2 separate regions of the Homo sapiens genome follow, and region 1 is linked to region 2. A link is a loop called in an ENCODE intact Hi-C map of the cell type or tissue named here. Cell type or tissue: IMR-90. All regions are shown on one strand. Each heading gives the region's core, and the rest is flanking DNA. Links, peaks and the distances in the headings are about the cores only.

Evidence for each region. Hi-C counts contacts between places; a loop is a spot of excess contacts. Peaks named below come from ENCODE experiments on the same cell type or tissue, not always from the same donor. Only the 100,000 strongest peaks of a DNase experiment are listed, where the experiment ranks them.
Region 1: a loop joins it to region 2, with 21 times the contacts of the local background. A loop is called at or near these places in 2 of 110 quality-filtered maps.

The regions. Positions count from the first base shown.
Region 1 is chr4:52,168,900-52,174,823 of GRCh38, reverse strand. No RefSeq gene overlaps it. Among named protein-coding and RNA genes, the nearest start is that of SPATA18, 120 kb to the right of the region's middle. In IMR-90, for the core only: a CTCF peak has its summit at 2,460 (motif pointing right); no DNase peak of the experiment used is centred there.
Region 2 is chr4:51,893,283-51,899,206 of GRCh38, reverse strand. All of the region lies in intron 7 of DCUN1D4 (defective in cullin neddylation 1 domain containing 4), which reads right to left. Among named protein-coding and RNA genes, the nearest start is that of DCUN1D4, 53 kb to the right of the region's middle. In IMR-90, for the core only: a CTCF peak has its summit at 3,212 (motif pointing left); a DNase peak (open chromatin) is centred at 3,216; H3K27ac peaks cover 247 bases.

The sequences.
Region 1 (5,924 bases), core at 552-5,551, 280 kb before region 2:
CAACCACTAGAAGCTGGGATTGGCAAAGTATTCTCTCATAGAACCTTCAGAGTGAGCACAGACCTGCCAACACCTTGATTTTAGACTTCTGGCCTCCAGAGTTGTGACAGAATAGATTCCTGTTGTTTGAAGCCACACATTTTATGTTAATTTGTTAGGGAAGCCGTAGGAAACTAATGTGAAAGTAAATCTAACGTACTGAATTTTCTCACCTAAGAGAAGGCAGAAATTTAGATGTAAAATCTCCTTATTTTTAAATGTTAACAATTTCTGAAATTTCAAAACACTGAGCTGGCCAAACCAATCAAATGTACAGGTGAATTCTAGATCACTGATACCAGTTTGCCACACTTTTACTAAACTCACGAGATCTTCCCTATGCTTAGCCATTACTTAGTCAATTTCTAGCTCGAAGCACATCCAAAAATCAGATTTTTATGCTTCATGTGACCTGTTTTAGAAAAAGGCTCAATTGATTTCTGATCTCACAAAGCAGGAAGCAAAAATAATCTATTTACATCCATCATTGGTGAACATTAAAAGTGAGAAACATTTCAGATCACTTGTTTGATAAACTTAGGGATATAAACACATTGATTAGCTTTTTTTGAACTTATGCTAAATTTGAGGTGTGTGGACACCCACCTTTGTCAAAGTTAAAACAGCAAACACTAGTTAGAAAACCAATGGCCCCTTTGGAAGAAATCAGCCCTGAGCCCACCTCAGACGGCTCCTCTTGGCATTCCCAGAGAGCCTTGAATAATTGTTGTTAGATTCATTCTGTAACAGTTTTAATTTGCTATCTCCTCATTGGCATTTTTAGATTGCTAAGTCTTTTTGCCTGGATTTCAAAATATTTTTAAGAGGAAATAGCAGCTAAGCTTCTCCATATTTGGGCTAGGGCTGGCCAGCAGGAGATCTGGGCTTCGATCCCAGTTTGCCACTAAGCAGCTGCATGACCCTAGTCAACTCTCTTCACCTCACTAGGCCTCAATTTCCTGTAGCTGATCTCTGAATTTCCTTTCAGCTTTAAAAATTATTTTGACAGTGTAATTTAATTATACAATAAAATCTCAAATGTAATTCATCTTTCTTTAGACTTACCCAAGGGTGGGGAAGGCAGAACACATGCTTTCATTCATTCTCACTGGGCTTCTACCATGTGCCAGACATGCTGTCAAGTGCTGAGGCAAAAACCTGAATGCAACACAGATCCTGCCTCAAAAATCTTACAGCCTATTGGGATTTGGGGGTACAGCTACAAAGAAGTCAACAATTTTGATATAGAACTGTGTTGGAGGGATGCATGGAGCTCAAGGGAAGCCTAGGAAAGGCTATGCGACTCACATAGAAAGAGTCACAGGAGGGTCCCTTGAGAAAGTGATGCTTAAATTGCATTTGTGGAATGAGCAGGGGCTAGAAAGGCAAAGAAGAGACATAACAGGCCATATAGAAGCATAAAGAAATAAAGTAGCCTGGAAAGTGCATGGGACTCAGAGAATGGCCAATAATTATTAGCTAAATGAATAAAATGGGACAAGAACACCAACAACTAAACTACATTCTACTCTACTCCTTCAAGGAACATTATTTTCTAGACATTATAAATAGATGTAAGATAACAGTCTTACCAGTGAAGGAAATCTAGGAAATGTCTGCCATCACAATGGCTAATAATAAAGAATTTTCCTTTTCCACACACTCATTCATAAAACTTCAAAGTTCTTAGGTGAATAGATTCCCTAAACTTCTGTTGCTTAAAGATTTTACCACCCAACTTCTGAAATTATTCACAAAGGACAAACAGGAAGCTAGGGCTAACATAAAGCCTCTTAGCCCACTATAAAAGACCAAAAAATGCTTCATTTCTATTTGAAGATATTCCTTTTAATTTGGTAAGAATGAGAGTCTTGGAATCAAAAAATGATTCCCTGTTCCTGCACATTCAAACACATAAAACACAAGATCTATAGACTACGACCTCCCACAATCTAAAGAGTTATTATGAGTTGCTTCTAAAGCTGTTGCTTTCAAGGGTCAAAGGAATCAACCAATGAAAGAAAATGGTAGATAGCCATCAGTCAAAATCTCTCCCTAAGCAAGTTAAAGTGCTACAGAATTAACCACTGTATAGAAACTTTCTGAAGCTTCAAATTAAAGGAACTCATCTGACCTTTTATTTAGAGCTAATGTGTTTTCAAGAAATTCACCTGCAAAAAAAGTTTGCATCTTGGGAGAAAAAGAGTTGAAAAATGTACACTGTCTATTATCTTTAAGAATAAACCCACATTAAATAAGTTAGTTTGCACCCACATTTCCAGCATGTTTATGCAACTGCTACTAGGATCAGTTCAATTGTTTTTACTTAGGAAACAACAACAACAACAAACCAAAACCTGGGTCACTCCACAGGACTCCTTTTGATACTCTAAATGTTGGAAGACATCTTGCCAGCAGGAGGCAGTCCCCAACTGGTAAAGGCACAAATGAATGGAAACAACCACCAACTAGTAGAGAAAAGTTGGCTTAGACACTTAGCAAAAATGAAGCCAAGAAACAAATCTTAACTTGTGGTCTTGCAGCCCCTTTCCCGCTCTGCTCTTTGCACCCACTCCAATCTCTTTTTGCTTTGTTATAACTGAAGATGGGACTTTATTATACTAGCAGTCATATGCATTCTAGTATGTCTCAAGAGACCTTCAAATCCCTTTCTTATAAAATTCATTTTATCTCACCCACTTATCTCCCCTTAGATGGGTGGGAGGGAAGACCATTTAAAATATATGAACTTTGATTCATATGAATAGATGACAACCAGAAATTTGAACCTGTTTTATTGCTGGTGTGATCAGTGATTTAGACTCATTCATATATGAACTACAAATACTTGTCAAAAGGAACATATTTTGCAAAACTAAACATTTTTCTTTAAATATTCCCTTGTTTTCACCAGACTTAACTTGATGTGCCTTGGCTCACATTAACTTTATTTTTATCTGTTTCCTGTGTATAGTCATGATTTTATTGACCTTTAAAATTAATTGATTAAATATGAGGACTTGAAAAAGCAAACATGAATAATACTCTGATTCTTTGGGTTTTATTAGGTAGATCAGACAGTTCACTTTTTTTTTCTTCAAGAAAAACATTCAAAAATATTATTTCTTCATGCCATCATCTCAAGCTTGAGAGGGCTCCTTATTCTTTTCCAAGGGAAGTGCAGTGTTCTGGATCCAGGAATTATTTTTTTTTTCCTTAACAATTAAACTTTTATTGCTGGTCACAGTGTCTCATACCTGTAATCCCAGCACTTTCAGAGGGTGAGGTGGGAGGGTCGCTTGAGCTCAGGAATTTGAGATCAGCCTGGGAAATACAGTGAGACCTTGTCTCTAAAAAAAACAAAACAAAACACAACCCACACACACATAGACTGAAGAGATAGAAGAAAAAGATATTCCATGCAAATGGAAACCAACAGAGAACACAGGGGTGGTTCCAAGATGGCCAAATAGGGACAGCTCCAGTCTACAGCTCCCAGCATGAGCAATGCAGAAGACGAGTGATTTCTGCATTTCCAACTGAGGTACCAGGTTCATCTCATTGGGGCATGTCAGATAGTGCGTACAGGACAGTGGGTGCAGCCCACCGAGCGAGAGCCGAAGCAGGGTGAGGCATCACCTCACCCAGGAAGCGCAAGGGTCAAGGAATTCTCTTTCCTAGCCAAGGGAAGCCATGACAGACAGCACCTAGAAAATCGGGTCACTTCCCCCCTAATACTGTGCTTTTCCAAGGGAGCAAATGGCACACCAGGAGATTATATTCCATGCCTGGCTCAGAGGGTCCCACACCTACAGAGCCTCACTCATTGCTAGCACAGCAGTCTGAGATCTAACTGCAAGGTGGCAGCAAGGCTGGGGGAGGGGTGCCCGCCATTGCTGACGCTTGAGTAGGTAACAAAGCAGCCAGGAAGATTGAATTGGGTGGAGCCCACCTCTGCTCAAGGAGGTCTGTCTGCCTCTGTAGACTCCACCTCTGGGGGCAGGGCATAGCCCAACAAAAGGCAGCAGAGACCTCTGAAGATTTAAATGTCCCTGTCTGACAGCTTTGAAGAGGGTAGTGGTTCTCCCAGCATGGAGTTTGAGACCTGAGAATGGACAGACTGCCTCCTCAAGTGGGTCCCTGATGCCCGAGTAGCCTAACTGGGAGGCACCCCACAGTACGGGCAGACTGACACCTCACATGGCTGGGTACCCCTCTGAGATGAAGCTTCCAGAGTAACAATCAGGCAGCAACAATTGCTGTTCAGCAGCCTCTGCTGCTGATACCCAGGCAAACAGGGTCTAGAGTTGACCTCCAGCAAACTCCAACAGACCTGCAGCTGAGGGTCTTGACTATTAGAAGGAAAACTAATGAACAAAAAGGATATCCACACCAAAACCCCATCTGTACATCACCATCATCAAAGACCAAAGGTAGATAAAGCCACAAAGATGGGGAAAAAACAGAGCAGAAGAGCTGAAAATTCTAAAAATCAGAGCACCTCTCCCGCTCCAAAGGAACACAGCTCCTTGCCAGCAATGGAACAAAGCTGGACACAGAATGACTTTGATGAGTTGAGAGAAGAAGGCTACAGATGATCAAACTTCTCTGAGCTAAAGGAGACAGTTCGAACCCATCGCAAGGAAGATAAAAACCTTGAAAAAAGATTAGACCAATGGCTAACTAGAATAACCAGTGTAGAGAAGTCCTTATATGACCTGATGGAGCTGAAAACCATGGCATGAGAACTACATGATGAAAACACAAGCTTCAGTAACCGATTTGATCAACTGGAAGAAAGGGTATCAGTGATGGAAGGTCAAATGAATGAAATGAAGAGAGAAGAGAACTTTAGAGAAAAAAGAGTAAAAAGAAATGAACAAAACTTCCAAGAAATATGGGACTATGTGAAAAGACCAAATCTACATCTGATTGGTGTACCTGAAAGTGATGGGGAGAATGGAAACAAGCGGGAAAACACTCTTCAGGATATCATCCAGGAGGATTTCCTCAACCTAGCAAGGAAGGCCAACATTCAAATTCAGGAAATAGAGAGAACACCACACAGATACTCCTGGAGAAGAGGAACTCCAAGACACATAATTGTCAGATTCACCAAAGTTGAAATGAAGGAAAAAATGTTCACAGCAGCCAGAGAGAAAGGTCAGGTTACCCACAAAGGGAAGCCCATCAGACTAACAGCTGATCTCTTGGCAGAAACTCTACAAGCCAGAAGAGAGTGGGGGCCAATACACAATATTCTTAAAGAAAAGAACTTTCAACCCAAATTTCATATCCAGCCAAACTAAGCTTCATAAGTGAAGGAGAAATAAAATCCTTTACAGACAAACAAATGCTGAGAGATTTTGTCACTACCAGGCCTGCCCTGAGAGAGCTCCTGAAGGAAGCACTAAACATGGAAAGGAACAACCAATACCAGCCACCGCAAAAACATGTCAAATTGTAAAGACCATCGAGGCTAGGAAGAAACTGCATCAACTAACGAGCAAAATAACCAGCTAACATCATAATGACAGGATCAAATTCACACCTAACAATATTAACCTTAAATGTAAATGGGCTAAATGGTCCAATTAAAAGACACAGACTGGTAAATTGGATAAAGAGTCAAGACTCATCAGTGTGCTGTATTCAGGAGACCCATCTCACATGCAGAGACACACACAGGCTCAAAATAAAGGGATAAAGGAAGAGCTACCAAGCAAATGGAAAACAAAAAAAGGCAGGGGTTGCAATCCTAGTCTCTGATAAAACGGACTTTAAACCAGCAAAGATCAAAAGAGACAAACAAGGCCATTACATAATGGTAAAGGGATCAATGCAACAAGAAGGGCTAACTATCCTAAATATATATGCATCCAATA
Region 2 (5,924 bases), core at 665-5,664:
CAGTAATATAAACACAATACCAAAGGAAAGAACAAATCCCTGAAGTTGAAACACATCCATAACCTATTTTTTCTACACTTAAAAAAAATTTTAAATGTACAGAAAAGTTGAAAGAATAGCAAATAACCACTCATATACCATCCCCTTGATCCAGCAATTAACCTTTTTTATATTTATGTACTCTCTCTCATATACATATACATTTTTCTATACCATTTAAAAGTTGCAAACATAATGAAACTTCATCCCTAAGCACTTCAACACCATCAACAATCTTACTACTGTATCAATGTTAACTTTCTTAGCTGATATACAACCACCTGCAAATTTCCCAATTATTCCCCAATTTCTTTTATAGCTGCTGTTTTCAATCAGGATCCAATCAAGGATCATGCGCTGCTTTTAGCTGTCATATTTCCTTAGTCTCTAGAAGAGTTCTCTGCCTTTTTCTTTCTTGACAATGTCATTTTTGGAGACCAGACCACTTGCTTTTGTAGAATGTCCATCTGTCAGATAATGTCCCTATGATTATATTTAGATCCAACACTTCTGACAAGATGTGTGTCCTTCATCATGTCTGTCTGTCCCTGTTCCATTATTGGTGGATTCCTATGGTTATGGTGGTGTCCACCATTTTCCATTTAAAGGCAATTCTTCCTCTTTGAAATAGTAAGTATCTACAGGATGATACTTTGAGACTATAAATGTCCAGTCCCCAATAACATTTCACTCAATGTGTATTGTACACCACTTAAACTTCCTATTTTCCTCCTGCCTCAGTATCCCCACAAATAAGCAATGAACATCCTACCCAGGAGACCAAGTCCACTAGCGGTAAGTCTGCCCCCCTGCCACAAGGTCCCCTTCTTACACTCCCCTGACTATGACTGAGTGACATCCACACATACCAATCTGACATCCAGGGAAGGCACTTGCCCATGGGTCCTCACTCTCTCTCAGTTCCCCACCTGCTTAGCGGAGCCCACTCCCTGGGAGCTCCTCCCATATAGCTCCCTGTGTGGCATGCCATGCTTCCCTCTCTAGGAACTGAGAATAAAATAAATCCTTTAATCTCCTATTCCTCTCCCAGTAGAAGTTCTGTGGCCAGGTTGGAATGATCTCTAAAGACCTCACAAGGAGGACATACTCCTGACAACACACAATGGTTATAGCATCCATTGGTGATACCTGCCTGAATCAGTAACATCTGAATACCCAAGATGGTGATTTTCTAATCCTATCATTCCTTCTACATTTATTGGCTATAATTCTTCTATAAAGAAGAGCTCCACACATGACCTTCTTATTTTCTGGACTTAGGATTTTTTGCGTCTAATTCAGTGTGTTATAATCTGTTACTGTCATTACTCTTTTTGATTGTAGAAACTTTCCCCATTTGGGCAGTAGCCCCCTAAAGCTGGCTCCAATTTCCTTCTGACATGTCCCCCACAAGTCTCTGAGCATTTCCTTGCTTTCTGGCACAAGATGGAACAGCTCACCCTGTTCTTACCCTATTCCAGACTTGAAATCAGCCATTTCTCCAGGGAGCCTTGGTGATAATAACCTGTTTTTACCAGTAAGTGATACAGTGTTTACTTTTCATAAGCAAGCATACTTATTGGTTATTTTTACAAACTAATTTTGTTTGCAATATCTAGCCCTTAAAAATGAGAATCAAGAGTCACCATTTTCACCAGCAATATTAAAGATTTTCAACACTGAATACGTATTTTCTCTATAGATCTTTAACCTACTAAGTACAGATAATACATACACCAAGTATTATCAATATATTTTGTATACTGTATGAACTAAAATGGTTCATAATAGAGCACACGAATCTATTTTTAAAAACAAGCCTGTGAAAGCTCCTTCTTTGTACCTAACTACAAATAAGTCCTTATGATCTCTTTGTTGATATGATAAACTATCTAAAAGCCTGCAATTATATTAAATGTTTAATTTCTATGAAACAGAACAATTTAGAAAGCCCCTTATTTCTTCCTAATGTGGAAAATAAAAAAGATTAAAATTAGGCTATTTTAGAGTCGGAAAAGACTTCTTCAAGAGAATGACACATAAGCTAAGAGAGTTGAGAGATAAGCAGGAACTAGATATTTTGGAGAGGTGGGAAAGGCTCTCTGTCTATTAGGAACAGCATAGGCAAAGGCCCAGAAGCAGATGGGAGTATGGTAAGTCCAACAGACTTAAAAGACAGCCACTGTCGCTGGAGTGGATAGAGGAAGTGGGAAAGAGGTATAAGATGATGCTGAGAGGAACATGGGGTCAGTCTCATAAAAGGCTTTTGTAGTCCACAGTGAGGGTTTTTAAAATTACATCCTAGGAACAATGGAGGCCACCTGCCACTATGAGAAAGACCACGATCAGGGCTGCATCTTGACAAGCTCACTCTTGATCTCCATGGAGAAGGACTGGTGGGAAGGAAAAGAGATATTGAGAGCCAGTTAGAGATCTAGTGCCAGAATCCCAATGAGGGGGTCACAGGGACTAGAAAGATACACAAGAAAGCAGTAAACAGGAGTAAGTTTGGGAGGCAGGGCTGAATTCGCACTATAGGGTTAGATTTTCTACTGTAGGGTTAGATTTTTTTAATGGTGTGTATATAATAATATAATATTAATAATAATCGGAGAGGGTCAAAGAGGAGGGAAACTGGGTAACCCAAAAACATAAGGTCGAGGTCCCTGTTCTTCACCGGAAAGAGGGTCAAGGACCAAAGCCATAGATTTGACTGGTAGTTTAGTTTAGTCCTGTCTACGAAGAAGAAGAGCGGTTGTTTGTTTTAACAGATTCAAGAGCAGGAAGCACTCATTTAGATAACTACCCCATAGTTAAAAGAAAATAAAGTTAGCTGTAAACTCTAGGCAGAGCTATGAGAAGAAATGTGAAGTTCTGCAGCATGCCTGGGAGCAAGCCCAACATCCTGGCAAAAAGATGTCCCTATGTTTGAAAGATGCTCAGAGATCCTGTCTGAAATGCAGGAAATGAACAGTTCTTGTGCTTTAAACATAAAAAACACAAGTAATATTACTAACTCTGGTACCCATTAAAAACCTGGGGTTGGGAGCTAATGTTGCCAATACAGAGTTTAATCTGCTTTAAAGGGTGTCTTGAACACACAAAGCCCCTGGACTGGCCCCCAATAGTGAAACAGGCTGCTGAGTCACCCTGTCCAGAACCACAGGTTGCCATCTAGTGGCCACTCAACGTACACATCTTCAGAGGACTCTAGAGCCTGGCTTGGGACATGTAAGCCACCAATGTGACCTCAGAAAGCAGTCACATCTTCAACTCAAGTCTTCCCACATGTTTCTGTGTACCATGTATAAAAAAATGTGTAGAAGTCACAGTGACAGTGCCACGCTTCTAAGGAACACCATTTCCCAACACAAAAAAATGCACACAATGTAAGATAATTTCTTTTTGAGTTTGCTGCTCTAACAGATTTGTAAGGACAGAAATCAACACAGTAATCATCGAAGTTTATAAAATCAGAGGTAGCTTTCCCCTATTACCCAGGAAAAGGCCCCTGCCCCTTCACTTAGTATTTTTCCAGCCCATCATCAGTTTATTGCAGTTAATTAACAATTGTCACTGTTTTTTTTTTTTTTTTTTTTTTTTTTTTTAAGTTTAAGCACCACAATTAGCTTAATTCATCAGACCAAAACAGGAGCTGTGTCTTCTCTGGCAGGGGAATGATCTCAGGAGTGCAAGGATAGATGTTCCCTACCAGCTGCCGGCCTAAGTCCAAACTCTCATACCACCCACGTCCTGCCCCAGGCTCACAGGCCCTAGGGAAGCCAAGCACACAATTCCTCTGAGAGCCCAGGCATAAGCCATAAGCCATACTTCACCACCCTAGTTTAAGGATGCTACCAGAGACACCCAGGAAATGACAGAAATGATTAAAAACTCTGGTTTCACAGCCGATGGGCTTTCTGTTTCTATCACACTCCCATCATACAGTAACCTTTTTTTTTTTTTAACAGCATTTTAACCAAATATAATGAAGGGTCTGAATGTTTGTATCCCCCTGAAATTTGTAGGTTGAAATCCTCACCCCCAAGATGATGGTATCAAAAAGTGGTGCCTTTGTGAGATTATTAGGTCCTGGGGGCAGAATCCTCCTGAATGAGATTAGTTAAGAGACCCAAGGGCGCTTGTTTGCCCCTTCCAACATGGGAGGACCCAGTTAGAAGGCACCATCTATGAATCAAAAAGCAGGCTGTCACCAGACACCAAATCTACGGCATCTTGGTCTTGAACTTCTGGGCCTCCAGAGAAATAAAATTCTCTGGAATTTTATTTATAAGCCACCCAGTCTAAAACATTCTGTTATAGCTGCCTAAATGGCCTAAGACATATATGAATACATAAAAATATTTTGTTCTATACTTGTTAATTCTAGTTTGAGATCAAAATATTTCATTAGATAGGTTTAATAAAATTAAAATGAGCAAAAATAGAAAAGAAATCCAAAATAGAAGACAAAATAGTTTAAAGATCGACTACTTTCTGCCTTTAGAGCACATAAATGATTACTCTCTGGGTTTTCTTGTGTACTAGGTGCACATACTTCACAAATACAATGCTTATTTAGTTACTTTACTGGCATAAAGACAAGTGACCTTATGACTTCTGGATCTTTTGTCTGAATATTGTTTATAAGCCCCTCCTCTTAATGGACTTTATCTTACTCATGGTTTTTGATTCCCTAGGGCCTGGAATACTACACTTGGCACATCACTGTCATTCAAACATTTGCCAAACAAATGACTAATCTAGAAAGGTTGGAAGGTGGGGGTGGGAGGGTAGGCAGAGGTTCTTAAACTTGAAGTTGGACTATTTTTGAACTACAAAGAACCTTAAAAGTTATTCTGAATAATTATCTCCACCTCACTGATGAGGACACTACAAAGAACCTTAAAAGTTATTCTGAATAATTATCTCCACCTCACTGATGAGGACATCAACTTCAGAGTTTCATACCACAAAAAGCAAGCGGTTCCTCCATGCCTTTACAGTGGATCAGGCTTGTCACTAAACCCTGAATTGCAAGGATCAAGTGGCAATCACCCTGAGAACCCACCTGCCACCACCTGCATCATACAAAGTGGCAAGCAAGGTTCCCAACAAACAGCCTGAAGGAGTACCCTGGACTCAGAACGCAGACGCAGACCTCTTCCAGGAAATTGCTTCTCACTTCCCAGGAGATAGGGCCCTCAAAACACATGGGCAAGGTCTGGTATCAGGTAATATTCTTTTGTAGAGGGACATTCTTTCGTAAAGAACTCAGTACTATACAAACTGGGTATCACACCTTCTTAAGACAAATAAAAATGGACCTGAAAATGTTGATGGTGCCTCGTCTGAAGGCTTGAAATAAAATCCTGATATGCCCATGCCTTCATCATCACAAGGACACTTTAAAAAGCAGCCATCGGCTGCTCTACTCAGCAATGATGGTCAGGCACGGTGGCTTACGCCTGTAATCCCAACACCTTGGGAGGCTGAGGCGGGCAGATCACTTGAGGTCAGGAGTTCGAGCCTAGCCAACATGGCGAAACCCCGTCTCTACTAAAAATACAAAAATCAGCCGGGCGTGGCGGTGTCTGCTTGTAATCCCAGCTACTCGGGGAAGCTGGGGCACAAGAATCACTTGAACCCGGGAGGCGGAGGTTGCTGTGAACTGAGAGCACGCCACTGCACTCCAGCCTGGGCGACAGAGGGACATTCCGTCTCAAAAAAAAGAAAAGAAAAGAAAAGAAAAGAAAAAGGAAGCAATGAAGAAAAGTGAGAAAAATAATGAAAAAACGAGTGAATAGGATTAAAATCATAAGGAGATGTTCCCCCAAAAGGATACACAAGTTTTAAAAGATTTCAGAGAATTTAACTCTAAAATT